Linked DNA regions of Homo sapiens: all the other regions are linked to region 1. Evidence: chromatin loops called from intact Hi-C (ENCODE). Cell type or tissue: heart left ventricle. All regions are shown on one strand.

Region 1 (4,000 bases):
ACAGATGAGAAGAAGATTAACCGTCTACGCCAGGTAACAACCAACGGGGAGATCTGCCTTTTAGCTGGGGCAGCCTCGGACTGCGACTGCAAAAACGATGTCAATTGCAACTGCTATTCAGGAGATGATGCCTACGCGACTGATGCCATCTTGAATTCCCCATCATCCTTAGCTGTAGCTCCAGATGGTACCATTTACATTGCAGACCTTGGAAATATTCGGATCAGGGCGGTCAGCAAGAACAAGCCTGTTCTTAATGCCTTCAACCAGTATGAGGCTGCATCCCCCGGAGAGCAGGAGTTATATGTTTTCAACGCTGATGGCATCCACCAATACACTGTGAGCCTGGTGACAGGGGAGTACTTGTACAATTTCACATATAGTACTGACAATGATGTCACTGAATTGATTGACAATAATGGGAATTCCCTGAAGATCCGTCGGGACAGCAGTGGCATGCCCCGTCACCTGCTCATGCCTGACAACCAGATCATCACCCTCACCGTGGGCACCAATGGAGGCCTCAAAGTCGTGTCCACACAGAACCTGGAGCTTGGTCTCATGACCTATGATGGCAACACTGGGCTCCTGGCCACCAAGAGCGATGAAACAGGATGGACGACTTTCTATGAGTAAGTGGGTTTGTAAAGCATCTCTGAAGAGCCCTTCCCTTGCCCTAGCTGGCATTAGGACTGGGTCGCTTGTGTAGCTTTTTAAATTGCTTTGTCACGTTGTCTTTCTAACTTTAATGATGTCTTATGGCCTCAAGACATTCATGTCCCCTCTCCCTGACTCTGAAATGATTTGCTCTAATGGATCTCTGATATTGAGCATCCTCCCTACTAGAGTTGGGAATTCCTGTTGCCTGCTTGCCGTTCAAATTTCAGGATATTGGACATGCACAGCACCTGGGAGGTAAAATGTTGATTAACTTTGCTGATTATTCAAGTTTGCCATGGGTGCGGAAATTAGAATCTAAAAGGCAAGATCCCAGTGGGGTTCCTGTAATTTGCCAATAGGTCCAGCAACACACTTGATTGCACAGACAGGTAGATAAACTCTGAATTTCCTCCTTAGCAGAAGCAGATCGATACAGATAAAGCATTAGGTATATTAAAAGATGCGAGAGCTGGTCATATTTCCCCTAACAATTATCTCATACTTAATAGTCCTGACGCTTGTTTTGCAAAAAGCTGTTTTTCCTAGCTCCTGCAGGCAGTTCTTGGTCAAAGTGTCTGCTGCTGTAGGTACTAATGGTGGGATGCTGGTTGGAGGAAGTTACTAGGCATGATTCTCCCAGTGGCTGGCTGAGACTGGAGCAGAATTTATAAATATCTGGCTCTCCTAGGTGATGAAGGAGTGTGTTAACCCCTGTGTACTTGGAGTCCTTGCTTGTGTTTTGTCTGGATGCTGCTGCTAGCTCAGAATGTAGTTAAGTTAGGGAGAGTTGGCACAGCAAAAAAAAAAAAAAAAAAAAAAAAAGCGGGGGACAAGAGGGAGAACAGAAAACCTCATTGTTGATCATTCCTAAACCCGGCAATGTTTACTTCCTGTTTGTATGCCAATGGTCTTGGGAGAATGTAAAAGGAAGCTGTTGCCACCTGCTGGATATTTAGTGCATTGCAGAAGAATTGCTTCCCCTGGTTCTGACTTTCTTCTTTGGGCAACTCTTTCTCAAGCACCTTAACGATGCTTGAGATTTCTGAAGCATCTTAATACCCTTCAGGACACTGTAGTTTTGATCAAACTTTACCAGCCAGTGATTCTGCCCTCGAGGGTACCATCCGAGTGCTGTCCTTGGCTCTCATACCGAATTAGGCTGAAGCTATACACTCACCCAAACACCTCCGAGATTTTCATCTTCCTTTCTGACAGTTTCAACCAAAGACCTAATGCATTTCAGAAACAATTTGTTGGCTCTCCTGAAAGAGGGGGAAAAAACATCCCTCTCAGGGAGGCCAGCCTGAACTGGGCCTGGTTTACAGACTGTCATAAAGAAGCTTGGGTTCAAGTGCATCCACAGATCTGAACTCTAAAAGGGAAAGTATTTTCCAGAAAGTGTCCCTAGTTTAATGAAAACATAGGCATGACTCGTAATTGTGTTTTAAAATGTTCAGAAGTTACATTGAAACTGAATTTTTTTATCTTAATTTGATAAGCTGCCCTTTTTTTCATAATGTAGATAAATCCAGTGATCACAAATTCTCCATTGTGGGGTTCAAATGTATAGGGTTTTCTTTTCTACCTGAAAAGATGGTGAGTTCTTTTTGTTTTATGGCACTTTTGGCACATGATCAGCCAATTGGAAGACACACAGCCAACTTAAAAATCAGACATAACTTCACCTCCTGTCAGGGCAGTGTGGTCAAGACCAACACTGCATAGCCTTAGCCAAAACTTTAGAGAAAGGGTGATGAAGAAAACCACACAGAGGCTGTGAGGCTACTAGAAAAGTCTGTCCTGGTCGGGAGTGATGCCTCATGCCTGTAATTTCTGCACTTTGGGAGGCTAAGGCAGGAGGATCACTGGAGGCCAGCAGTTTGAGACCAGCCTGGCCAACATGGAAAAACCTCATCTCTACTGAAAATACAAAAGTTAGCCAAGTATGGTGGTGCATACTTATAGTCTCAGCTACTTAGGAGGCAAAGGCATGAAAATCACTTGAACTCAGGAGGTGGAGGTTGCAGTGAGTTGAGATCACGCAGCTGTACTCCAGCCTGGGCGACAGAGCAACACTCTGTCTCAAAAAAAAAAAAGAAAAAGAAAGAAAGAAAATGATTTGTCCTTCAGTGAGAGCTTCCTTAGGGGGATTCCTCTCTTCCCACTCTGTTACAGGGGGCAGAGTACAAATCCCCCTATAGGTGAGAAGAGTGGCCATATCTTTTTTTTCTGCATAGAACATGAGGTACAGAAGCCATTTATCTGCCGTGTTGTCACAGTGACTGTCTAAATATGGATTTGATTATCCCCATTTTATTGATAAAGAAACTGAGGCTCAGAGAATCGAAGTGACTCCCCTAAGACCACACAGGGAGTTGGTAGTGAAGCAGGACTGGAATCCAGATCTCCAAGCCCAGCGTTCTTTGCATTGCACACTAGCGTTGTAAAGCAGGGCTATGAATGGAATTTGTAACTCCACCTTCAGACTCCACATGGGAACTGTCCCTGAATTTTTGGGAAGATGTAACTCAATAAGACCAGCCTATCAATGACTCTGGAAGCAGGAGAGAGAAAGGGGTAGGAAAAAATAACACTATCGAATCTTCCTGGACCCATTTTATGATCAGCCAGTTCCAGAAACTTCCAGGACATCCAACCGTGGAATTAAGATTTCCCCAGATGCAGGCCACTGGGTCTTGATAGAAGAAGTATCCTGATTTAGTTTCATCCCTGAGGGAACTCAGGTTTTCACAGTCTTCCCCAAAAGGCAGCATCTTATACCAGAAAGCTCCTAGGTCTTAGGACCAGGATGACAGGGGTGTGGAGTCCATCTCTGCCACATGCTTACTGATTGACGTTGGACACGTTATTTAACCTCTCTGAGCCTCAATGTCTCATCTGTTACATGGGGATAAAAATGCAAATTAACAACAGGAGCCCTGTGCTAATCCACTGAGATAATACATTTTTAGAAATTAGCAAAGCGCTTGGCATATAGAAGTTTAACTCAGAGTATAGGCTAATGGGATTTGAGAGGAATTATTAAGCACACCTCTGTCTCCTTCCTACCCCTCAGGTTTCACTCAACTAACTGTAGAGTGGATACAAGAGTCAGACAGATAGAGACTTATTTTGGAAAAGCAGAATTGAAGAATGCAGCTTGCACATTAGGTCTTTTTAATACCTCACTTTGCATTTCTCCTGCTCTCTTCCCACCTCCCAGTGCTGCCTGCTGGTCTCTCATCCCCTGCAGGAGCAGAGTCTGCCTTAGCAAACTTCGGGCTCAGAGGGGCAGAAAAACACATCACCCTTAAAAAGAGGCCCTCCAGAAGACAGAAAT
Region 2 (4,000 bases), 640 kb before region 1:
CTACAACAAATACAAAAATTAGCCGGGCGTGGTGGCGCAAGCTTGTAATACCAGGTACTCAGGAGGCTGAGGCACCAGAATTGCTTGAACCCAGGAGGCGGACGTTGTAGTGAGCGGAGATCGTGCCGCTGCACTCCAGCCTGGGAAACAGAGCGAAACCTTGTCTCAAAAAATCAAAAAAACGGGAACCAAAAAAGAAAACCTTGATTTCCTCTCATATTCACGTACATCAGTTGTGGCTTGGACACTTTCATAATCCTGTGGTTATATCTGGCACTTTGTACCAATGTCTCTCATCAAATAGTGTACTCTTCTGTCATCTCTATTTGACAAACATACTTATTAATAATCGGTAGCAGTTTGAGGTGCTTAATACAAATTCACAAGCTGTTTCTGTTTCTAAATGTATAACATAATATAAGCAATAAAACATATGCTATATAATATAATTGACAAAATATGCTAAAAGGCAAAAAGTGGTGTTGCCTCAGTGGTACTTTAAAAAATATCCTTTTATCACTAGATTAAAACTGAGTCTGTTAGAAAGAAACATACTTGAAGTTGTTAAATGTTCAGGTGCAGTCGATGATGTAGTATAATGAACAATAGTTTTCAACCCATATTTTAAATGAGAATTTAAGCAGTAATATAGTACATAAACTGAAAATGTAAAACAACTGTTAGAAAAATCATTGACAAATCTAGTCACATGTTCTGTATGTAGAGGATTCCTCTTAGTATTCGTATTTGTGTTACATTTATATACATACATGTATGTACACACATGTATTATAGAGAATATATGTATGTGCATATATCTTTATCTATATCTATTTCCAGAGTGAGAGAGACAGAGAGAATAAAGGGGTGAATTCCTAATAAGATACAGTATGAGTACATTCCCGATAAAATATTGTGGTTTTTCCAGCTGACATTATTAATTTCCCACAATCTGACGCACAGTGTGCTATGTACCAAGGATGCCAAAATGAAAAAGACACAATTCTTAAGGAGTTTATGATCTAATCTGAAATTAGATATTATTTTCATGTTGAATTTTCAGTTGTAGATATATTTAGTAATCAAAAACATTGAGAGAGAAAAAAAAAAAATCAAGCGTTACAAAGCCATTGGAGCCCACACTAGGTATCTCTACATTTTACATGTCTTGCCTCATCAGGAGGAGAGTTGGAAAATAAATATAGGCAGGTATGATTTGGGGAAGAAGATTCTCATATAATATAATCTTGTCCCAACTAAACATAAATCTGGCTTTATGGAAAAACCAGGCTAGGGTTTCTGAATTCTCTGTTACCACTTACTGTTGATGCAGGCCACAGACCAAAGATAGGATTAGTTTGTCTGATTTTCACTCTTCTCTGAGTTCTATACAGCATTCAATCAAGCAAAGAATGTGAGGGAAAGTGTTGTCAACCTGCTTAGTATTAAACATGCACAAATAATGTTTTGTTTGAAAAGATATGTAATTGAGCATATGTTTTTAAATGAAATAGGCTTATGTGACAAAAATCATTTTATTCTTGATCTATATGGCATTTATGATGTATATGTTTTATGTGTTTATAATCACCTATCCTATGTGATTTATATACACACACATATAGTCTCTAGAGGTCAGTAGAATATAAGAAATGGGCAAAAATTCATGTCTAGATGAGACCCAGAGATCCTGGAGACCATTTTTCAAATGGTGAAATGATGATAGTCGACTAATGACATTAGGAACTGAAATCATTAATCAGTGTTAACAAAAAAGTCATGTCATTCTTGTTCCTGAAATGAATCTAATCTATTTGTTTTAAGCAAATTTCAGATAAATGAACATTTACATGGCACGAACCTTTACAGAAACCAAGCTGTAATTACTTTATTATAGTTTATTATAACAGGCTGTGATTCTCCAGAAGCTTTTTTGAGGATTTTTTTTTAAATGTTACCAGAACAAAAAGGTAATTTGTTTTTAAACACTTGACTATTACATCCAAAACACTATTTCTCTTTTAGCTGCCAATTCAGTCCCCTTGACTCTTAGAAATGAATCATTTCATGATTTATACGTTGTAATTTTATTTGTTCTTATGAACTAAGTGTCCCTGATGTTGGAAAATGTATTAGAAAATTGTGATTTATTTTATATATTAAGCTAAAATTGTTGACAGTCCAGCACTTGCTGCACAGTTGAGCATGTTTGCCAAGTTTTTCTCTGGAACATTCATGCACAAAAAGTGTAGGAAATGACATAATGTAGCCATGAACTATTTGATAGTGGAGTTGTCCGTGACTCTTACACACCATTTTATGCAAGAAAAAACAGCACAGCAGGGATTCAGATTTCATTCGAATTCGGGGATAAATGATTATCTTTTAAGTGGAGATCGCATGCCTTGGCTTAGAACTTAATATGCCTTGCACACATTAATATCGCTCACACTTGGAACTAATCTATCAATAAGCTATTCCCATATTTGTTTACTTACACTAGCGTGGATTGCATTCTTAGTTCAGTTTCCTCCAGGATAAATCCTAAACCATGTATTGCAGCAGAAGTGCCTAAAGGTGAATAGTCAGAAATAAAACAATAGGAGGTGATAGGGGCCTGTGGAGCTGTGAAAAGGCATTATGAGTATATGTACACACACACACACACACACACACACACACACACACACCCCAAACCTATCTTAAAACAAAACAAAACAAAAAACCTACTGAACATTTTTAGAGAATAACCATATGGAGAATTTAGAAGAACTTTAGGTTTATAGTACCACAAGATTCCCAGTAGATATTCCATAAAAATTAATGGAGCACTTACAACGCATAATCTAGCAATTATTAAATCAAGAAGATATGCTGTGTTTCCTGTCCTCAAGGGGTTCACAGTGTTAACTGGATGCTCCCCATACAGCATCTCCCCTGCCTCTGAGCCTCTACCTCTGCTCTCCCAATCTTCTACATTTTCCATTCCATCTCTCCAGGATTCCTTCCAGTCTTTCCTGCTTTCCTAACTGTGGCTTTGCAGATGCTCATCTTTTTTGTCTGCTTTAACACTCCAGTTTGTCCCTGGCTAAATACTATTCATCTTTAGGCCGAACATTAAATGTCACCTCCTCCAAGAAGTTTTTCTCGACTACTCCTCCTTAAGTTTAAATTAGGAGCTCCCACTCTGTGATACTGTAACAATGCACTCACCTTATTGTAACAGTGTCCTCACTATATATAACTGCTGGTTTAATTGTTCATAGTCCACCTGTTACTGGCGGAGGGTCCTGACTACAAGTCATTCATGTTCTTGGCGTTTTAAACAAATAATTGGATAAAATGCACAAACAAAGCAGTGAAAGAATGAAGCAATGAAAGCATAGATTTATTGAGACAAAAGTGCACTCCATAGAGTGGGAGCAGGCTCAAGCAAGTGGCTCAAGAGCACTGGTTCCAGAATTTTCTGGGATCTAAATACTCTCTAGAGGTTTCCCATTGGTTACTTGGTTACATCCTATGTAAATGAAGACTTGGCCAACAACCAGTCTGATTGGTTGGAGGAGGTGACCAGTCAGATGCTGAAGTGAAGTTACAAAGTTACACTCTCTGCAAATGAAGACTTGGCCCATGACCAGTCTGATTGGTTGGGGGAGGTAACCAGTCAGAAGCATTTTCCATTTTTCATCTGTGAGGCATGGAAAGGGGAGTTGCAAAGGGAGAAGCCGGCTGAGGCTGATCCTTTTGTTATCTGGGCATGAAGAGGTGGGGTTTTCCTTTTCATTCAGTTCTAGGAAGTCAGCATCAATCGGCCTTAGATTCCCTACCCCTCCAGACCGTATTCTCCCGCCTCACACCTAAGCTTTCTTTACTTTTCTTTTTTTTTTTTTTCAGACGGAGTCTCGCTCTGTCGCCCAGGCTGGAGTGCAGTGGCACAATCTCGGCTCACTGCAAGCTCTGCCTCCTGGGTTCACGCCATTCTCCTGTCTCAGCCTCCCAA
Region 3 (4,000 bases), 270 kb before region 1:
AGAGTTCCAGTCGGAGAGACCCTCTGGGTATAAATAATGAGACAAGTTTACCACCTCCTTGTTCCCTTGGTAATTTGACCCTGGACAGTAGGTTGACAGGTATTTCTTCGTTCACATGTGTCTCCTTTTAAAGCTTGTTTACTTTCTCGGATAGCTCTTGTGTACCCAACTAATAGAATTAGCATAACATATTTTTACTCGAAGGCTCATGGGAAACATGCTTATAAGGGTATATTGACTGAAAGCTGCTGATAAATTATGCATTTGGCCTTTCTTGAAGTAATAAATGAAGACTCATTTGAAATTAAGTGTTTGGGGAGACCTTGAGAAACAATCCCTGATTCCAAACTGACAGAAGTATAATTTAAATTTATATTTCATCCAACATGCAGTCTCACTTTAATCCCTCCTGTACACACTAACAGCTTGATGCCTGTGGGGCAAACGGTAATGTATAAAAACAAACAAGAAAAAAGGGGCAGCACTTACGTGAGGAGGGAAGAGTTTGAAAATGATCTCCAGGTCTGGCTTTGTTTTGTGTAGCCTTTGCTTCTGTCCTTTTTTCACCTTCGATTCTGTTCTCCAAAACCATATACACCTTAATGATCTGAAAGAAGACCTGTCAGTCAGGGTATGGAGGGGCTGGAATGTCACTGACAGTGAAGGCTCTGTGTGGGTTGGCCAGACTCTGAAACAGCCTTGCTGCTCTATCCCCAGGCACATTCTTGGTTTGTGTGTTTCAAATGCTATTGTTTCCTTGTCTAGAAGAACCATGGAGACGGAACAGAGAGGAGGGCTAATTCATACTGACCCTTCATAAAGTTCCCAAATAGATTTTAAACTTTAATAACTTAGGTTTGAGGAAAGACAGAAATAATCTGTAATGTTTCTGATAATGGCCAGTGAATTCTCTTCACACAGCTGGAAGCAATTTTGAAAGTAGCATTTGGAGTTGTTTCTTACCTATAATTTTTTTGTTTTTTTATAAGATCCTGAAAATTAATATGTTATACATCTTTGTCACTATAATCACTCCAAACTTTTAATTTTATTTTCTGACAATTATAGGATTTTTAAAGAATTTTTGCTTTATTAAGAGAAACTAAAAGAATGAACCTAAGCTAATAAATATCCTTGATCTCAACATTAGTTTAAAAGAATTGGTACAGAAATAAATAAAATGACACAAAATGAAGCACTAAGCCAAATACAAAGGGTGCTGCATTATTATTATTTTCCTCTGCAAAAAATACCTAACGTGTGTGCACACACACACTCACTCACACACACACACACACAAACAAACACACACACAGGCTCTCACACAAAGAATGGTTACATAACAAAGTAAACGTTATAACAACCACATCTGTTTGACTCTTAATCCAAACTAACACGAAAAATCTGTCAAGACAATTGGGGTAATTTAAACACGGATTGGGTATTTAATGATATTAAGAATATAATTATAATTTTATTAGGTGCAGTTTTGGCATGCATGTTTGGTTCAAACATTAAAAACATTCCAATTGAGGAATGAAAAGCTACGTATCGGGTATTATGCTTTTTTAAAATTTATTATAGTTTAAGTTCTGGGATACATGTGCAGAACGTGCAGGTTCGTTACATAGGTATAAACATGCCATGGTGGTTTCCTGCACCCATCAACTGGTCATCTATATTAGGTATTTCTCCTAATGCTATCCCTCCCCTAGGCCCCTGCCCCCTCACAGGCCCCAGTGTGTGATGTTCCCCTCCCTGTGTCCATGTGTTCTTATTGTTCAGCTCCCACTTATGAGTGAGAACATGTGGTGTTTGGTTTTCTGTTCCTGTGTTAGTTTGCTGAGGATGATGGTTTCCCGCTTCATTCATGTCCCTGCAAAGGACATGAACTCATCCTTTTGTTATGGCTGCATAGTATTCCATGGTGTATATGTGCCACATTTTCTTTATCCAGTCTATCATGGATGGGCATTTGGGTTGGTTCCAAGTCTCTGCTATTGTGAATAGTGCTGCAATAAACATATGTGTGCATGTGTCTTTATAGTAGAATGATTTATAATCCTTTGGGTTCATACCCAGTAATGGGATTGCTGGGTCAAATGGTATTTCTGGTTCTAGATCCTTGAGGAATCACCACACTGTCTTTCACAATGGTTGAATCAATTTACACTCCCACCAACAGTGTAAAAGCATTCCTATTTCTCCACATCCTCTCCAGCATCTGTTGTTTCCTGACTTTCAATGATCGCCATTGTAACTGGCATGAGATGTTATCTCATTGTGGTTTTGATTTGCATTTCTCTAATGATCAGTGATAATGAGCTTTTTTTCATATGGTTGTTGCCCACATGAATGTCTTCTTTTGAGAAGTGTCTGTTCATATCCTTCACCCAATTTTTGATGGGGTTGTTTGTTTTTTTCTTGTAAATTTGTTTAAGTTCCTTGTGGATTCTAGATATTAGCCCTTTGTCAGATGGATAGATGGCAAAAATTTTCTCCCATTCTATAGATTGCCTGTTCTCTCTGATTATAGTTTATTTTGCTGTGGGGAAGCTCTTTAGTTTAATTAGATTCCATTTGTCAATTTTGGCTTTCTTTGCCATTGCTTTTTGTGTTTTTGTCATGAAGTCTTTGCCCATGCCTATGTCCTGAATGGTATTGCCTAGGTTTTCTTCTGGGGTTTTTATGGTTTTAGGTTTTGTGTTTAAGTCTTTAATCCATCTTGAGTTAATTTTTGTATAAGGCATAAGGAAGTGTTCCAGTTTCAGTTTTCTGAATATAGCTAGCCAGTTTTTCCAACACCATTTATTAAATAGGGAATCCTTTCCCCATTGCTTGTTTCCATCGGGTTTGTCAAAGATCAGATGGTTGTAGATGTATGGTGTTATTTCTGGGGCCTCTGTTCTGTTCCATTGGTCTATATATCTGTTTTGGTACCAGTACCATGCTGTTTTGGTAAATGTAACCTTGTAGTATAGTTTGAAGTCAGGTAGCGTGATGACTCCTGTTTTGTTCTTTTTGCTTAGGCTATATCACTTGGCCGTATGGGCTCTTTTTTGGTTCCATATTAAATTTTAAGTAGTTTTTTCTAATTCTGTGAAGAAAGTCAATGGTAGCTTGATGGGGATAGCATTGAATCTATGAATTACTTTGGGCAGTGTGGCTATTTTCACTATATTGATTCTTCCTATCCATGAGCATGGAATGTTTTTCCATTTGTTTGTGTCCTCTCATTTCGTTGAGCAGTGGTTTGTAGTCCTCCTTGAAGAGGTCCTTCACATCCCTTGTAAGTTGGATTCCTAGGTATTTTATTCTCTTTGTAGCAATTGTGAATGGGAGTTCACTCATGATTTGGCTCTCTGTTTGTCTGTTATTGGTGTATAAAAATGCTTGTGATTTTTGCATATTGACTTTGTATCCTGAGACTTTGCTTGAAGTTGCTTATCACCTTAAGGAGATTTTTGGGCAGAGATGATGGAGTTTTCTAAATATACAATCATATCATCTGCAAACAGAAACAATTTGACCTCCTGTCTTCCTATTTGAATACCCTTTATTTCTTTCTCTTGCCTGATTTCCCTCGCCAGAACTTCGAGTACTATGTTGAATAGGAGTGGTGAGAGAGGGCATCCTTGTCTTGTGCCGGTTTTCAAAGGGAATGCTTCCAGCTTTTGGCCATTCAGTGTGATATTGGCTGTGGGTCTGTCATAAATAACTCTTATTATTTTGAGATATGTTTCATCAATACCTAGTTTATTGAGAGTTTTTAGCATGAAGGGGTGTTAAATTTTATTGAAGGCCTTTTCTGCATCTATTGAGATAATCATGTGGTTTTTGTCATTGGTTCTGTTTATGTGATTAATTACATTTATTGATTTGCGTATGTTGAACCAGCCTTGCATCCCAGGGATGAAACCGACTTGATCATGGTGGAGAAGCTTTTTGATGTGCTGCTGGCTTCAGTTTGCCAGTATTTTATTGAGGATTTTCGCATCGA
Region 4 (4,000 bases), 110 kb before region 1:
ACTCAGGTATTAAGCCTAGCGCCCACTAGTTATTTTTCCTGATCCTCTCTCTCCTCCCACCCTCTACCCTCCAGAAGGTCCCAGTATGTGTTTTTTCCCTGTATGTGTCCATGTGTTCTCATCATTTAGCTCCTACTTATGAGAATATACAATATTTGGTTTTCTGTTCGTTAGTTTGCTAAGGATAATGGCCTCCAGCTCCATCCATGTCCCTGCAAAGGACATGATCCCATTCCTTTTTATTGCTGCATAGTATGGAATTTATTTTTGAATACAGTGTGCAGTGGGCGGGGGGGGGGTCAAACTTTATTACTTTTCTACCAGATGGATTGCCAATTGCAGGGATCTTGCTAGAAGGGAAACTCACCTTTCTGACACTGGTTTGCTCAGCACCAAGCTAAGTCCACAACCTCAAAAGCCAGTGGGGTTGCCTTTTGAGTTTTGGTTTGAGGGGTCACCGAGCTTTGTTTGCCTGGCCTCCATGACCTAAATATTACATCCTCAATTGCTTCAGGAGGATCAATGCATCTTCTTTTCTCCATCACTTATCCTCTACCACCTAACCAAGCTACTAACCCATGTGAGTTACTCATCACTATTGCTGACTAACTGGGATATAAGGCAACCAACTATTAGTGCTATTTTGACGATTTGCCTGGAGTACTAGCTTCAAGTATTTTCACCTCTCTTTTCCAAAGAAATTTTCAAACAGACTTCAGCTGGGTGTAGTGGCTCATGCCTATAATCCCAGCACTTTGGGAGGCTGAGGCAGGAGGATCACCTGAGTTGAGGACTTCGAGTCCAGACAGGGCAACATAAAGAGACCCCGTCTCTACCGAATTTTTTTTTTAAATTAGCTGGGCATGGTGGTGCACACCTGTGGTCCCAGATGCTCTGGAGGCTGAGGCAGGAGAATTGCTTGAGTCAGGGAGGTAGAGTCTGCAGTGAATGGTGATCCTGCCACTGCACTCCAGCCTGGGTGACAGAGCAAGACCATGTCTCCAAATAATAATAATAATAATAGTAATAAAATGAAATAAGTATAAAACAGACTTCAAATAATTTTTTAAATACATTATTTGAAATTCCCTCTACACATCTAGTCCAGCCCACAAATTATTTGTGCAGATGTAGGCATTTTCCCTCTGCTTTTATGACTGAGCCTCTCCAATATCCTTAACTTTTCTCCACGTATTCTCTTTACTGCAAGCTCCAAGTGGACAGGTGGCTTATCCTGTTACTTCCCACTGAGTAAATAACACTGATAATTCATCTCATCCCTTACAGAGAACTTTGTGGGGGCTGGGAGGGCGGGGGAGCTTCAGCTGGATCATTAAAATGAGCTTTATACCATTTAGGTGAATCTAAATTCTGTCATTTTTTTGTCATCAGCCTGTTAACTTGTCAGTTATTAGTGGTTGTGGTAATTTATTTTTCTTCTGTGGGAGTCTTAGAGCTTCCATTTACTAGATTTAGTAAAACAGGAATAGTCAATTTGTACAAACATTTTAATTAATTTTACATAGAAGCTTGAATGCACAATGTTCTGCTCCCGTAAGCCTTAGGAAGAAGAGAGACATGCGGAGACAGAAAACGCTCCACTTTCATACCTGACCAATCACAACCAACTCCCTCCCACACCAGAAAAGACTGGAAGAAGAAAAAATGAAATCTTTCCATTAGTATGATTTGACATACGTCTGGTGATTGCTAGTGTTTGTGTGTGCGTGTTTGAGACCTATGGCATTTCTTTATTTTATTAGCCCTTGAAGTCAGATTAGAGATTCAGTTTGAAATTTTGTAAGGGAGCATCTCTTAATTTGCCTACCAAGTGTCAGCCACTCCTGTGAGCCATACATGTTACCTCACTGAACCCTTCCATCAATGCTGAAAGGCCATTTTTTGAAGGGGAAATTGGGTCTTTGAGAGGTGCAGTAATCTTGCCAAAATCCACAGCTGGTAAGGTACAGGTTTGGTTTCGAATCCAGGTCTTTCTGGCATCAAAACCCTTGCTACTTCCACTTCTGCTCCGTAATACTTCTTGGCACAGAGTAGGCAGTCAGTGTCATTTTTCTATAACCTGTCATAAAAAATAATGCAGCTTGCATGATAGTAAAAATATAAGACTTATTAATACAGGAGGTTCCCCATTTCACATCCAGCCTCTTGAACAAAACATCAGCCTGACCTCAGATACTGGGATGCTCTGGGTTGAGTTATGTCTGAGAATGAATCAGTTGCCCCAGAGGGAAGGTGCTCTCCAATGCAGGACACCCCAGCCACCACTGGAGGGAGCTCATCTGGTGTTTCTGCACTCTGCCCCATGGCAACTGGATTACTATAAAGTCTCGCTCCTGTGATGAGCCGCCTTCCACTTCTTTGTATGGCATAAGCAAAGCCCATTGAGTGTCCTGCTTTCCAGTGAACATCACAGTGTTTTTGCATTTTTTACCACACTCCCAGTGAGCACGCGGCAAACCCTGAAGGAAGGCTGCGTTTGGAAGGTGGAGAACTCTGTGACCTATTTTTTATATTTTTCACTGAGTAATTTAAGTAGGTCAAATTTTAAATTTGATTTCCCAAGCACCTGGTTTTAAATAAAACCCATTCTTACCTTCTAGACAATCCTGTTTTTTTCTACTTGAAGTTTATGCAGAAGAGGAACAGTGTCACTATGAATAAAGAAAATAATTCGGTCAGGCACGGTGGCTCACACCTGTAATCCCAGCACTTTGGGAGGCCAAGGCGGGTGGATCACCTGAGGTCAGGAGTTCGAGACCAGCCTAGCCAACATGGTGAAATCCCATCTCTACTAAAAATACAAAAATTAGCCGGGCATGGTAGCAGGCACCTGTAGTCCCGCTACTCAGGAGGCTGAGGCAGGAGAATCGCTTGAACCCGGGAGGCAGAGGTTGCAGTGAGCCAAGATCATGCCACTGCACTCCAGCCTGAGTGACAGAGCAAGGCTCTGTCTCAAAAAAAGAAAGAAGGAAGGAAGGGAAGGAAGGGAAGGAAGGGAAGGAAGGAAAGGAGGGAAGGAAGGGAAGGAAGGAAGGAAGGAAGGAAGGAAGGAAGGAAGGAAGGAAGGAAGGGAAAGGAAAGGAAGGAAAGAAAAAAAAAGAAAAAAATTTTATCTATATTTTTTATTGATTAAAAAAGACAAAAATTTTGCACCTTACTTTCTACCATCCTCCACCTTTTGGGAGGAAGGAGGATGTAATAGGAGACCAGTGTTGGTGATTTGATGTAACTTTCTCTGCCATCCGTGACAGCCCATCCAATCTATAACCCTTAGGTCAGAGAGTCAGAAACAGCCCTTGGAAGCTCATTTAAATACACGTTGTGCAACCATACTTCTCGCTGTTTTTTATTTCAGTGCAGGGCTGGAAGGGGGCTGAGAAGTGATGTTGATTCTAGTCTTCCCACCAGGAAATACCTTCACTGTTACCTAGATCAGAAATGACAAGTAGGTTTTCTCTGGAATACCAACTCTGCCTGCTTGCCGGTCTCAGCCTGCACACTGCATTGACGGTTTCGAGGCTCTATCTGGGCTCAGGGGAACAAGATGCCGTGATCAATTAGTGATGTCTGTAGAGGTGTGGGAAGGTAGTACTATAGATCATGTGCACACGCCTGCCATCCCAGACCTAGAGCTTAGCATGAGTCTCAGGAGGAACTGGCATGGAACAAACTTAACTCTGTCTTAAATCCCTCTCAAAACTTTAAGAAAGTTCAGAGTTTCTTGTGCTACTTCATATTTGCATGTTCCCTAATTCTTAATTGGGCACCCTGGGTTCAAAGCTCTTTTTCTACCCTCTGTTAGACAATCAGCCTCTGTAGCAACTCTGTACAAACTCCTCTGTTTAAGCATCCTGTAGATAGAGAGTATGATCCCTACATTTAGACAGTTCGTCTAAATTCAATATGCGGCTTTGAAGTTCTCACTTTTGAACTCATTCTTCTCCTCTGGTAAATTCATAAGCATAAGAATTCTACTGAA
Region 5 (4,000 bases), 92 kb before region 1:
CAAACTGGTTGGAGTGGTCTCAATCTCTAGAAGAGTGGTTCTCACATTCTAGCGAGTATCAAAACCACCTGGAGGACTTGTTCCAACAAAATCTCTGAGTCCCATTCCCAGATCTTCTAATTCACTTGGTCCAACGAGGGCACAAGAGTCTACATTTCTAACGAGTTCCCAGGTGATACTGATGCTGTTGGTCCAGGGGCCACACTTTGAGAGTCACTTCTCTAGAAAAAAAGATCTAACAATGAATTGATACCCAGCCAAGGAGAGACAAGCCTCCAAAGATGACAGAGCTGCTGGGCCTCGGGGCCTGCTCCAGGGGTCTGGGCCATGTGCGTGGTCTGGACTCCATGGAAGGTTTCACCAGCTGTGGTGTTGAGCTGTAATCATTGTTTTTCTTCCAGAAGTGTGCTCAGTAGACTGTGGCACTCACGGCGTCTGCATCGGGGGAGCCTGCCGCTGTGAAGAGGGCTGGACAGGCGCAGCGTGTGACCAGCGCGTGTGCCACCCCCGCTGCATTGAGCACGGGACCTGTAAAGATGGCAAATGTGAATGCCGAGAGGGCTGGAATGGTGAACACTGCACCATTGGTAGGCAAACGGCAGGCACCGAAACAGGCACATATTGCTTTATTTTCATAAATTGTAGATCTATAGTGATGGTCGCGCATGGCAACTGGCTGTTCCTTCAGGGACACAAGTGCTCTCCCACATTTCCTGCTGCCCCTCCAAATCTCCCAGGGGATAGGGAAGGAGAAAAATGAGGTCCCTAATTGGGAAGGGCTTTTCCTTCTTTCCAGGATTCCGAGTTGAAAGGAAAGGGACCAGAGCAGATAAGAAAACCCCTCCAAACTTGCAATCTCAGGGAGGGAGAAATGCACATGCATGGGAAACTGTCGGTGTCTGGGGGTTGCAAGCACCTCAAATCACTGTGGTCTGCAACTCTCCCCTTTTTAAATCCTCTCTCAGCTGGCTGGATCACTGGATCCCTGCTTGCTGGCAACAAGGTGAACTCACTAATTTTAGGTCAGGTTAGACGCAGGCAGGACTCTCAGGTTCCCTCCGTAGCAGGTACCACGGTAAGGTCCTGAGATTCCCCATCACCACCACCGTCATTACATGTCTCCTCCTCTGGTCCCATTTTATTCTCACTCAGCCACCTCTCTATAAAAGCTTCTGGACCAAGGATAATTTAAAGGTCATTTTCTTTGTTAAGAAGAAATAGTTTTGGAGTTTCTTCATTTTTATTTTTCTCTCTTTTTCGGCACAGTTGTGGTTTAGGGTAGGACTATACTGGATTAAACGTACCTAATCATCCCTTTGGTAGAGAAGCTGGGAGCCAATGCTGTTTGGCTTTGCACATCTCTCAGACAGTTGGGATGACAAAGTTGTCAACTTGAGCATCATTTTACCTCCGGTTTTTACTTTTGTTATTTAATTAGATCAAGCCTAGGATCCATTTTTATACTAAGCTGGTTAATCTACTTGCCTGCATGGAAATTCTCAAAGACGTTTCCAGCCAAACTACAGTTTGGCCCCTTGAAGTTACCTTTGATCCCAGCCATCAAGTTTGAGACCCTCCCCTCTGTCCCTGCCTAACAACCCCAGTCACAGATGGGCCACCTGGAGTGAGAGACAGGGCTAGGAGCTTGCGCAGGGCTGATTCATGAGATCAGACTCAATTTCCCATGCTGTTCATTTGGGTGGTTATACAGAGATAAAGTGGACTGACTCTGTATTCGATTTCTTCCGGTTCCATCTGATTGGGCATCCGAGGGGCAGCATGCCAATCAGGGCCACGACCATAGCACTGGGACCCTGCTGGGACAGTCTGTTGGCAGTGAATTGTTTTTGCAATCTCTCGATGACGCTCCAGGTCTTGCTCCCCTGCAGCCGCTTTTATCCTCAGTTCCCTGCAGAGTCTGAGGAATAATTCAAAAGACTTTCAGGGGACGGCTGTGCACAGCCCTATACTGAGACAGTTCTTACAATAGCTTCCATTCATCAGGGGCATTCCTTTTGCTGTACTATTGCATGCCTGGTGTTATTTACATGAAGATTCCCCTCCCCATATCTCCATTGCCCCAAATCCTCCCCTCAAAAGCTCTTGCCAATCATCAGCGTTGAGGTGGATAATCCTACTTTCTTTTAATTCACACAATCCAACCTCACCTCCCCTTTGCTCCCCCTTCCCACATCTGGGGGACAGAGGGGCAGGGTTAGTGTTTCCACAATGATGCCTGCTGGCTCTCTCCTACCTACAATCTGTCTTTACTTTGGAAATAGCTCACAAGAGGGCAGTCCAGATGGATTCGAGCAGGAGTCGCCAAACTACGGCCAGAGGGCCAAATCTGGCCTGCTGCCTGTTTTTCCATGGCTTGCCAGCTAAGAATAGTTTTTACATTTTCTAAGGGTTGAAAACAAATCCAAAGAAAACTATTTCCTGGCACGTGACAATGATACGAAATTCACATTTCAGTGACCATAAACAAAGTATTATTACAGGACACCCACACCCATTCACTGATGCCTCGCCAGCTTCCATGCCACCTGTCAGCACTGAGTAATTAGGAGACCGCATGGCCCACAAAGCTGCTTGTGTGGCCCGTTATGGGAAAAAAAAAAAAAAAGGCTAACTCCTGAATTGCACAAATCTTGATGGATAGAGGGGAGAAAAGCAAGGCAGGTCCACACCCCCATTAAGAAAAGGACACCAACTGTAGCTTGAAGGATCTGAGGGGTCTACTCCAGATATCGCAGAGTGGGAGTGGAGAAAAAACAGTAGATGTGCTGAAATGCTTCCGGGGCCCTTGAAAAAGAGATGGGAAGATGACAACTTTGGTCTCAGCAGAGAACAGCAAGGAATTGGCCAACAAGAGAACATAGATGTTTCGGTCAAGCTAGTCCTTTGGGTGAGATAAGTTGGAAAAAAAGGTGTTTCTGCCACTTGAAGTGTTTGGTACAGGTTTCACATCTTTGTGAGATGACATACATGAGTTCTTGAGAGACATTCAGAAAGTGTAAATTGATATGCCAGCTAAAGCTCCCAAAATGAAGAGAGTGCTGGTCCAGTATAGTCTCTTGTTCAGAACGATGATCTCCTGTGACTTTAGAGTTTGTGCTCTGTATGTTATAAAGATCTTTACTACCAAAGCCTTTTCTTGTGAGAAATTAGGGCTCTGTGTCTTTATTAGTAGGACATGTGCCATCTCCTCATAGTTATGTTCACTGTGGTTTTCTCAAAAACAAAGCCAAGCATACCTTGATCAGTGAGATTTGCCATTCAAAAACCAGAGAGATGTTCATACATGCATAATTGCATCTTTAGCTTTTCTATCTCCGGCCCCCAGAGCTGCTTTGGGGAGTTTTATTCTTCTAGTTTGAGCAGACACTTCTGTCATTTCATTTAAAGTAAATGCCACAATTTACAAGCCCAGCATCAGTTCTCCTCCTTGGGGATACTGACAGAGAGGAAATGGGGGCTCTTTGGTCCTTTCCAAGCACAGCCTCAAATGCTATATTTTGAAAATAGAAAATACAGAAAAATGACATGGTACCAAGTCAGCAAACAATGCATAGGGAAATTTTGGGTAAGGCAGAATTGTGGGAGTTAGTGTTGGACACTTGGGTTGTCTGCGACCTGTTTACAAAAGGTCATAGGTGGTTTTCTTGGGGTCATTGCAAATAGTCAACTGAACAATTCACATCAGTCCTTGTGGATTACATTTACTGTACTAAAAGGATCAAAAAGAGAAATGGGGAAAAAAGATGAGGACACAAGGACAGACTTCTAAAACTTAGTCAGGTGGAAGCCCCAGGATCAGTCCATGTTTGGTTAATGCCTTTCTGGAATTTGCAACCAAATTATTTATATTTGAAAATGTAGTAGAGATTGCTAAACATTTAAATATAAGGTATAAGACTTCAATGTTAACTGTTAGAGCTAACTTATTGACAGACTGGATTCTACCAAGCAATGACTGTTATATAACCTTTTCCTTAAA
Region 6 (4,000 bases), 650 kb before region 1:
ATTTAGGTTTTTCACTTTCCTAATAGCTTCTTTTCCAATACCTTTCCTTCAGACACCATGCCCTCCCTTTTATTTTGCCTTTATTAATGAAAACTAATGAAGAGAAACACCGTTTAAACTTGAACTAGGAAACACAGGTTTTGTAGTGCTAATATTTTGGTGTGGGCTCTTTTTTTTTTTCTTTAAGACAATTATCAAGACGAAGCATTTGTTTCTTCTTTTGTTTACCCATGGCAGTTTGTCAGCAGTTATGATAAGTAGAGTTCCATCTGCCAGTAAAACTACATTGCAAATTGCCGTAGAAATTAGCAGCTTTCATTTTTGCCTACATAAATAAATATGCGAAATAAATTGCACATAAATGCATCCTAAAAAATCACAGGTATACCACACAGTTAAATGCCAATCAGACAAACCCAGAGACACACTGCGATTATCTCAGTTTTCAAACCTGGGAGATACACGAATGTGTTTCTAAATGAGAGAGGCAGTGTATCATGCTCGCTGAGATAAAAACAGAAGCTGCCAGACACTGCACTGTGGCTTTATTCTGAGAATCCTTTGCCTGAAACCCGCTCTCTTTTCTTGATGTTCTCTGTCTCTCTCTCTCTCTCTCTCCCCCTCTCCCCCTCTCTCTCTCTGCTTCTCTCCCTCTCTCCTCGCTGTCTTTCCCTCGCTCATTGTTCTCTCTCTCCTCCTGCCTTTGATGCACATACGTTGTCACAATTCATTGACTCTCCTCTCTTCTCTGTTCTTACACTCAAGCCTAGCGGTGCTTTCGCCAGGCAGCAGCAGCCTCTCCTGCGAGTTTTAGGCATGTATGCAGCTCAGTTTGATCGAGCGTTCCTTTTCTGCCTTTTCACTCTTACAAAAGATTAAAAGGTGGCGTCACATTGCTCCCCTGTTCCTTCCCGCAGGAGGGACTTAAAAGGGACAACAAAAACTAATCACTTTCAATAAGCATTTTCTTGCTGGAAAAAAAAAAAAGAAAAGAAAAAAAAAGAAAGAAAAAAAAAGGCGGGGGGTGGACTTAGCAGTGTAATTTGAGACCGGTGGTAAGGATTGGAGCGAGCTAGAGATGCTGCACGCTGCTAACAAGGGAAGGAAGCCTTCAGCTGAGGCAGGTAAGCGCCGATCGGAGGGTTTGACCGAGTGGCTTAGTTAAATCTCTGTTTTCACCGTTTTGTAATTGAGAAAGGCATCCGCAGCAGAAGCCGATTTTTCAGTCGGCTTCCTTTTGTTTAACATAGAAAGTACCTGTATTAATTTTGATGAATTAGAGCATGCAGCAAATTCAATTGAAAATAGATTTGTATAGTAAATGCATTTATACTGAATGATTTCTCCTCCGTTTTATTTAAGGAGAGAGATGAGAAAGATGATTTTGATCAGAATAGCACTTTGCATTACGTTAAATTCTAAACAGCTAACGGAAAGAAAAATAATCCAATTGATACTGCTTTTGAACTCCGGGACTTAAACCCTAGGAGACAGCTGCCATTTGAAATTTTTCTTCTAACTGAACTTCTGATGTGTTATAATAATTTTTCACTGGAGGTTTTAGCAAGGGTAGAGTTTATTTAAGTCGAGCTACTGGGGTTTGTTTGGCTTGGATCTTGTGGGTGAAGCGCTTCTTATATCTCCTTAACGTGTGTCAGGTTGATGGTTCATAAATAGAGATTAAGTGTTGTCCCAAATGAAATATGAAGTTAAAACATCAGGTTAGGGCATGTTGTAGAAAGGGATCTGGTAAATAATTAGGAGAACTGAATTATGACAGTTTGAAATGGGAGTTAACTCTGGAGGTGCTGTTTGATAAACCTTTCTGGATTCTAAGCGGCTCAATAATGGAGGGGCTGATTACCAGTCTCGAGTCGGAACTTTGCATCAGGATCCTAAATGTGGAATACATATGGATTTTCATTGTACGTAGCTTTTAGAAATATGTCCCTTTTGTGTGCTATGAGAGTTGTGGATTATATTTGATGGCATGTCTCCTTTAAAGAGCTTTGGGGTGAAGCTTAAAAGGCTCATATCTATTTTAACATTGAACAAACACAAAATGCATGATCTCCCAGCACTTGATTTTTGTTGCTACTTCTGTTGTTTTAAAGTTTTGATTATGTGTTTTTAACCTCAGTCTTTGTTGATTCTGTGTTCATTGCTTCTGCTGCTAAAATGTATTGCTGACATGAAAAAACTGAGATTTGAGAAAGAAAAAAAAAAAAAACAACCCAAACCCACCTCTGATTAGCCAAGTTTCTAATTAAGGATAACAGAAATCCAGATTATATCTAAGATTTTACCTAAAAGATAGCATAGAATGTTTAAAATTCATTTTTAAATGTTTTTATGAGAAAATCTGAATATTAAAAGTACAAAATTCAGTTAAAAGAATCCTCCTCTGGAATGATATATACAAGGGTGACTTCAGTACCTGTACTAGGTTTGGTCCTAGAAAGAACTGCACTACTATGGCATTGTTGATTTCAGCGGCCACGGAAGGGAGGATATTTTATGTATTTGTCTGGAGATAAGATTTTTTTCTTCCCAAGTTTCCAAACCGGACTTGCTCCTCAATATCATACCCTGGCATGTCTCGCGTTTGCCAGACCATCTGATGGCATCTTGTGGGTGCAGCCTATGAATCCAATTTTATGAGGACATCAGAAACTGCTGAGTAGTGGGGAGTAGAGACCAAATGGACTGTGGGTCTGATCATACTTCATCATCCAGAGATAATCTCTGGTGGAAGTTCCCTGGGAAGCCCCTGATACAGGTTGGGGAGACTTAATTTTTCCTCATGGTTGAAAGAATAGGGAAAGATGCAGACAAGAGAAAAAGACACTGCTGTCGAATGTTTGATGCAATCGTGCTGGTGGTAGCATAGTGAGTTTTTAAAATCGCATCACATGTAATTTTTTTTCAGCTTAAGAAACTTTGCAGAATCTTGAAGTAGCTTTTCTCAAATTCAATCTCGTTTTTTTTCTACATCGTTTTTTCCTGCGTGAAATTTTTCTCTGACTCCAGCTACACCTAACTATTGAAAGCTGTTATTCTGCTGCTGATAATGATGATTATTTCTCAAATAAGTGGCAAGTGTTGAAGGGATGGGCCAAGAGAAATATGTTGTCTGTATCATATATGCTTTGCTTTTATTTATGAAAATGACTTCTTCCAGGTGAGGCAATGATAAATTTGAAGTTGCGACTTGGCTATTTGCCTCACCAAACAACTGTCCTTTTCTTAGAGAACAAAATAGAACTAAAGTAAGCAGAAATAATTTCATTGTAAACTGGATTGTAGTTCAGCATGTACTTTTTAGGCAGATGGTAATCAAAGCTATCCTTACTCAAACTATTTGATTCATATAAATAGCATTTTTCTGAATTTTCCAGTAGATGTTGCTGGAGAGCAAAGAAAAGAGCATTTTTTTTTTTTTTACAGGAAAAAAAGAAATGCAGTAGACTTATAAAAGCCAAGAAAAAAGATTCTTCTCCCCAAACTCTGCTGATAGCATTTTGCATAATTTGCTAATTAATGAATTATATTGAATCATTACCGTTTATGATGTTCTATAGAAAGCTATTAAAACTTGAGTTCGATTTTAAAATTATGAGATTGTTCTCTTTAGTCCCTATATATAATGTCTGTTTGCTGTGTTCCGTTTTCAAAAAATCAACTTAACTGCACATTACTATTCAGAACATTTCATCCCTGAATGCTAAAACCCTTTAACATGCAAATATGATGTCAGAGGAAGAACTGAAATAGAATACCCTGAGAAGAGTAATGATCAAACGCATTATAAAAATATGCACCAGTTGCCAACATGTAATGAAATATTAAGAAATTAAAAGCATGCAACCTCTAAAGTAATAGAATTTCATTGCTCTGAGACTGTTTTCCCACTGAATATTAAGTGCTTAATAGATCTACCCGTAAAAAACAATCGAAAACCTACATGATTTGTCACTGAAGTTCTTTCATTATATGATTT
Region 7 (4,000 bases), 500 kb before region 1:
ATTTCCTTCCATTTCCAATGCGATTTGACAGAAATTCCAAATGATTCCCCCCAAAATCAGAAAAACCTATTTCAAAGTGTTTTATAACACATTAGCTGTTACTTCTTTAGCTTTGAAGTGAAATTAACCCAGACGTGAAATCCTCAGCTCTGTTTCCTTCCCACTCATGCTGTAGAAATAAACCTCCCAAAGATGCTGAGTAGGCTCTGTCCCAGGGCCAATGATGGCTGGTGGAGGTTGGTGGGACATCTCCCCTCTCCACTTCCAGCTATAAATCCCCATGTGTCACCCAAAGCCTGCATGGCTCACTTAGAGAAGCTCAACTGAGTGACTTCTGCCTCCCCTCAGGCACTGACTCCTACAAGCAGACAATTACTGGTGTCAGCAAGCATGTGCCTGTGGCTCGCTGCATGATTAGCCGTTAATATTTGGTTTTGAACTCCATCAGAGATAAGCTGTTCTTGCAGCATATCAAACCAGGCAATCTAATGCAAAGGATGCTATGGTCAGAATAAAGAGTTGCTCATTTTCCAAGAGATAAGTAGGTAGATAGATTGATAGATAGATAAATAGATAGATGGATACATAGATATAGGTAGAGATACAGCTATAGATTTAGATACAGATACAGATATAGATATATAGAAATAGAGATTTTTTAATAGACTAGTTTTTAGAATTCACGGATTCTTGTTGAGGGTGAAAAAGAAAAAGGGATACAGATCATGACGTCAGGAGATCGAGACCATCCTGGCCAACATGGTGAAACCCCATCTCTACTAAAAATACAAAAATTAGCTGGGCGTGGAGGTGCACGCCTGTAGTCCCAGCTACTAGGCAGGCAGCTGAGGCAGGATAATTGCTTGAACCCGGGACAAGGAGACTGCAGTGAGCCGAGATTGCGCCACTGCACTCCAGCCTGGCCATAGAGTGAGACTCTGTCTCAAAAAACAAAACAAAACAAAACAAACAAAAAAAAACAACTTTTGAGCTAAGTTCTCAAATATGTTTCTACTTCAATTTTAGGTCTCTTTCTCCTAAATATCAGAAAATGTCTTTGTCCAATATGAGTAGTCACGGAGAAATGAGGCAGTTTATTGGTAGTGAGAGTGTGATGAGGCAACCAACTACAAAAACCCTCTTTGGAGCTAGAATGATAGTGTTAGATTTCTATATCCCTCAAGGACTTTAACATTATAACCACTATGTCTGTCATTAAATACACCTGAGGTTGTGTATTCAGTGATTATAACCCTATTGGCATGCTTTTAAAAAAATTAAGGCTATTTTTTAGTCTGTGCCTGAAAACCACATTTTTAGGTCCCACTGTTGGCTAAGGAAAGAGTTAGGAGTTCATTCTTTGCCCAAGGTGCTGGGCTTATTTTATTAAAACATCCTTGCATGGTGACTTTCCTTATATTCAAAGTTCATTCCAGACGCCCAGCCTGATTTGGCCCCTGAGTCCTCATCTAGTGCCACTCTCTCCCTTGCTCACTCTTGTGCAGTCATGTTGGGCTTTTTCTGTTTCTGGAATGTACCGAATTCTCCAGTCTCCCCACCCTTGCACTTGAGGCTAGGTCTTTTCCCGGCTCCTCCTTCATTCATAAGTGCATTCTCAGCAAAACCGCCAGAGGGCGCCTGACACGTGAGCTCTGATCTGTCTTCAATGGCCTCCCATTTCACTCGAGATACAAGCCAAGGCTCTTATATCTAGCAGGAAGGCTGTCCACCATTTGAACTCAGTTTCTTCTCTGACCTCCTCTTCTGCCTACTTTCTTTTGGTTGCACCCCTGGACTTCGCTGTGTGCCTCAAATATGCTGGATATGCTCCCACCTCAAGACCTCTGCTGCTGCTGTTCCCTGTCCTAATAGTCTTCCTCTTAGTGTACACAAGGCTCCCTCCCTCTCTTCCTGCATCCTACTGCAGTTTCAGGTTCTAGACCAAGCATGTAGTAGGTGCTCAAGTAAATATCTATTGAATGAATGAACGAAAGCAGGCATTACTGTTCATGGAGCCCTTTCTGACAACCCTTTATTTAGCAAAATGGGATTTGCACTCTGCTAAGGAACGTGAATCTAATGTAAAAGATGGTGTCCCAGAAGGCTGTGAACTTTAGTGTTCAGACACACTGAGGTATAAATATATGAGTTCCACAGCCCTTCTGACTTTCTGTGCAGCTGACAGTACCTGTTTGATGAGAATTAAGTTTCCTGGGTACTCTGTAATTTAACCAGGACAATTGTTGCAGTGAGACCAGAGATTGTTTCTTTTGCTTTTGCCCATTCTTGTCTTATATATCTCATTGCATCTTATATCAGTACAATATTGGTAAATACTAGCACAAATAGCAAACTTTCTATGTAGTACACCCGTTAGGCCTCAGTGTGACTTGCCTTCCTCTCCAACAGCAGCCTTGTAAATGGTTTTGGAAAAGACAATCTGTGGATAAATTACTAGTTTTTTTTTTTTTTCCCATGTACTTACTGTGTGACTTTGGGCAAGTTTCTTAATGTCTCTGAATCTCTTCATGTATAAAACAGGGTTTTAAAAAATTCTACTTCATGAAGTCCTCATGTATTCATTTAATAAATATTTCATTGAGCACTTACTATGGTTGAGGCATTATTTAGGTGCTAGGGAAAGAGGGATGTACAGGACAAATAAGATGCCCAACTTTCATTCTATTGGGTGGAGGGAAGGAGGGAAGACAGTAGAGTAGGAAGGAGATGACGAATTCAGTAAGGTATTTTTCATGAGTGATGAGTGTTATCAAAGAAATAGGCCCAGGGAAATGAAATAGAAAGGGAAGAGATAGGAACACCACTTCAGGTTGAGTTATCAGAGAAGACTTCATTTCTTTGTGGCTGAGATCTAAATGCTGAGAAGAAACCAAACACACAAAGATCCTAGGGTATAATGTTCCAGGCAAGGGTAAAAGTAAAGTTCAAAGACCCTGAGACGGACAGTAGCTTGATGGTTTGGGGAACAGAAGGAAGACTGTCGAGCCCGCAGTCGTAGTGAGAGTGGTATTAAGGGAGCTCAGAGACATAAGCACAGGCTGGATTACGGCAGGTAAGCTCTGCAAAAAGTTTCTGGCAGAAATCATCTTACCACTCTTCCTGGCACCTCATAATTATCTAATAAATTTAAATGTCCTTTCTTTTCCAAATTTCAATTTTCTAATTAGAAGAAGGATTATATTTATTCTCCATTAAAATAAAGGGTATGAGCAAAGTTATGTTCAAATAGTTTGGTATGCTTGTGCTAATTTACATTTGTCACCAATCATGATTTTAATTAAATACATGGGAAATGGATTCTTATTAAAATTCAATAAATTTTTTTTTTACCCCAAATGTGGTCAAGTGTTTTCCCCTGGATTTATGTAAGCATAACTCCTATGATATGGTGTAAAATGAATCACACTTTTTTTTTAAAGATGCTTTTGTTTGAGTATCTTCAAGAAAAATCTGTTGTGAGAAAGATCCTAAACATATGTATGTATAGATGCATATCTTTGAAAGCCTATGTGAATACCAAGGGAATCTGAACTTTTTCTTTGGAGATGTTTACATAATAAATCTATTTTCATCAATCTGGCATATTTTTCTCCTAGCACTGACTTACTGAATGCCGCTGACCACGTGCTGCCTCTCATGCTAAATGCTTACTTAATTCATCACCAAATTCTGTAGACTGTACAGGCTAAACACCTCTAATGCATTTACTTATTTTCATCCTCACTGTCCATCACACTCCCTCCCTCCCTGTTTCTGCAACAGCTTCCCAATTGGATCTTTTTAAATGCAAATTGGATCCTGTGTTCTTTACTTTAAAATATTTGTATGGCTCGCCAGTGCCCTGAGTGGTTTAGGGGTTCTTAGCTTTTATCCCTTATTTACTTTTCTAAGTGCATCTGTTACCACTTCCTACAGGTCAGGGTCACGCTTAAGCTCCTCCCATCCTCAAAGAAGCCTTACTCTCTCGCTTTGCCTTGTC

What was found. Peaks named below come from ENCODE experiments on the same cell type or tissue, not always from the same donor. Only the 100,000 strongest peaks of a DNase experiment are listed, where the experiment ranks them.
Region 2: a loop joins it to region 1, with 9 times the contacts of the local background. A loop is called at or near these places in 28 of 110 quality-filtered maps.
Region 3: a loop joins it to region 1, with 4 times the contacts of the local background. A loop is called at or near these places in 4 of 110 quality-filtered maps.
Region 4: it touches region 1 in a loop (3-fold over the local background); 61 of 110 quality-filtered maps call a loop at or near these places.
Region 5: a loop joins it to region 1, with 14 times the contacts of the local background. A loop is called at or near these places in 61 of 110 quality-filtered maps.
Region 6: a loop joins it to region 1, with 6 times the contacts of the local background. A loop is called at or near these places in 28 of 110 quality-filtered maps.
Region 7: it touches region 1 in a loop (6-fold over the local background); 86 of 110 quality-filtered maps call a loop at or near these places.

Annotation. Positions count from the first base shown.
Region 1 is chr5:168,218,368-168,222,367 of GRCh38, forward strand. TENM2 (teneurin transmembrane protein 2) reads left to right here. Exons shown (of 31, transcript NM_001395460.1): 25 at 1-632. Among named protein-coding and RNA genes, the nearest start is that of TENM2-AS1, 12 kb to the right of the region's middle. In heart left ventricle, a CTCF peak has its summit at 1,617 (motif pointing left); no DNase peak of the experiment used is centred here; H3K4me3 peaks cover 319 bases; H3K27ac peaks cover 408 bases.
Region 2 is chr5:167,580,822-167,584,821 of GRCh38, forward strand. The region is part of intron 4 of TENM2 (teneurin transmembrane protein 2); the gene reads left to right. Among named protein-coding and RNA genes, the nearest start is that of TENM2-AS4, 77 kb to the right of the region's middle. In heart left ventricle, a CTCF peak has its summit at 1,630; no DNase peak of the experiment used is centred here.
Region 3 is chr5:167,952,903-167,956,902 of GRCh38, forward strand. All of the region lies in intron 6 of TENM2 (teneurin transmembrane protein 2), which reads left to right. TENM2-AS3 (TENM2 antisense RNA 3) reads right to left here and starts at 713. Exons shown (of 3, transcript XR_941186.3): 1 at 490-713. In heart left ventricle, no CTCF peak of the experiment used is centred here; no DNase peak of the experiment used is centred here; H3K27ac peaks cover 925 bases.
Region 4 is chr5:168,112,318-168,116,317 of GRCh38, forward strand. All of the region lies in intron 11 of TENM2 (teneurin transmembrane protein 2), which reads left to right. Among named protein-coding and RNA genes, the nearest start is that of MIR12125, 52 kb to the right of the region's middle. In heart left ventricle, a CTCF peak has its summit at 2,298 (motif pointing right); no DNase peak of the experiment used is centred here.
Region 5 is chr5:168,126,353-168,130,352 of GRCh38, forward strand. It overlaps TENM2 (teneurin transmembrane protein 2), which reads left to right. Exons shown (of 31, transcript NM_001395460.1): 14 at 402-614. Among named protein-coding and RNA genes, the nearest start is that of MIR12125, 37 kb to the right of the region's middle. In heart left ventricle, a CTCF peak has its summit at 2,298 (motif pointing right); no DNase peak of the experiment used is centred here; H3K27ac peaks cover 707 bases.
Region 6 is chr5:167,572,903-167,576,902 of GRCh38, forward strand. All of the region lies in intron 4 of TENM2 (teneurin transmembrane protein 2), which reads left to right. Among named protein-coding and RNA genes, the nearest start is that of TENM2-AS4, 85 kb to the right of the region's middle. RefSeq lists enhancers at 148-773, 774-1,399. In heart left ventricle, no CTCF peak of the experiment used is centred here; no DNase peak of the experiment used is centred here; H3K4me3 peaks cover 1,114 bases; H3K27me3 peaks cover 2,591 bases.
Region 7 is chr5:167,721,831-167,725,830 of GRCh38, forward strand. The region is part of intron 4 of TENM2 (teneurin transmembrane protein 2); the gene reads left to right. Among named protein-coding and RNA genes, the nearest start is that of TENM2-AS4, 64 kb to the left of the region's middle. In heart left ventricle, CTCF peaks have their summits at 1,636 (motif pointing right) and 1,843; a DNase peak (open chromatin) is centred at 1,631.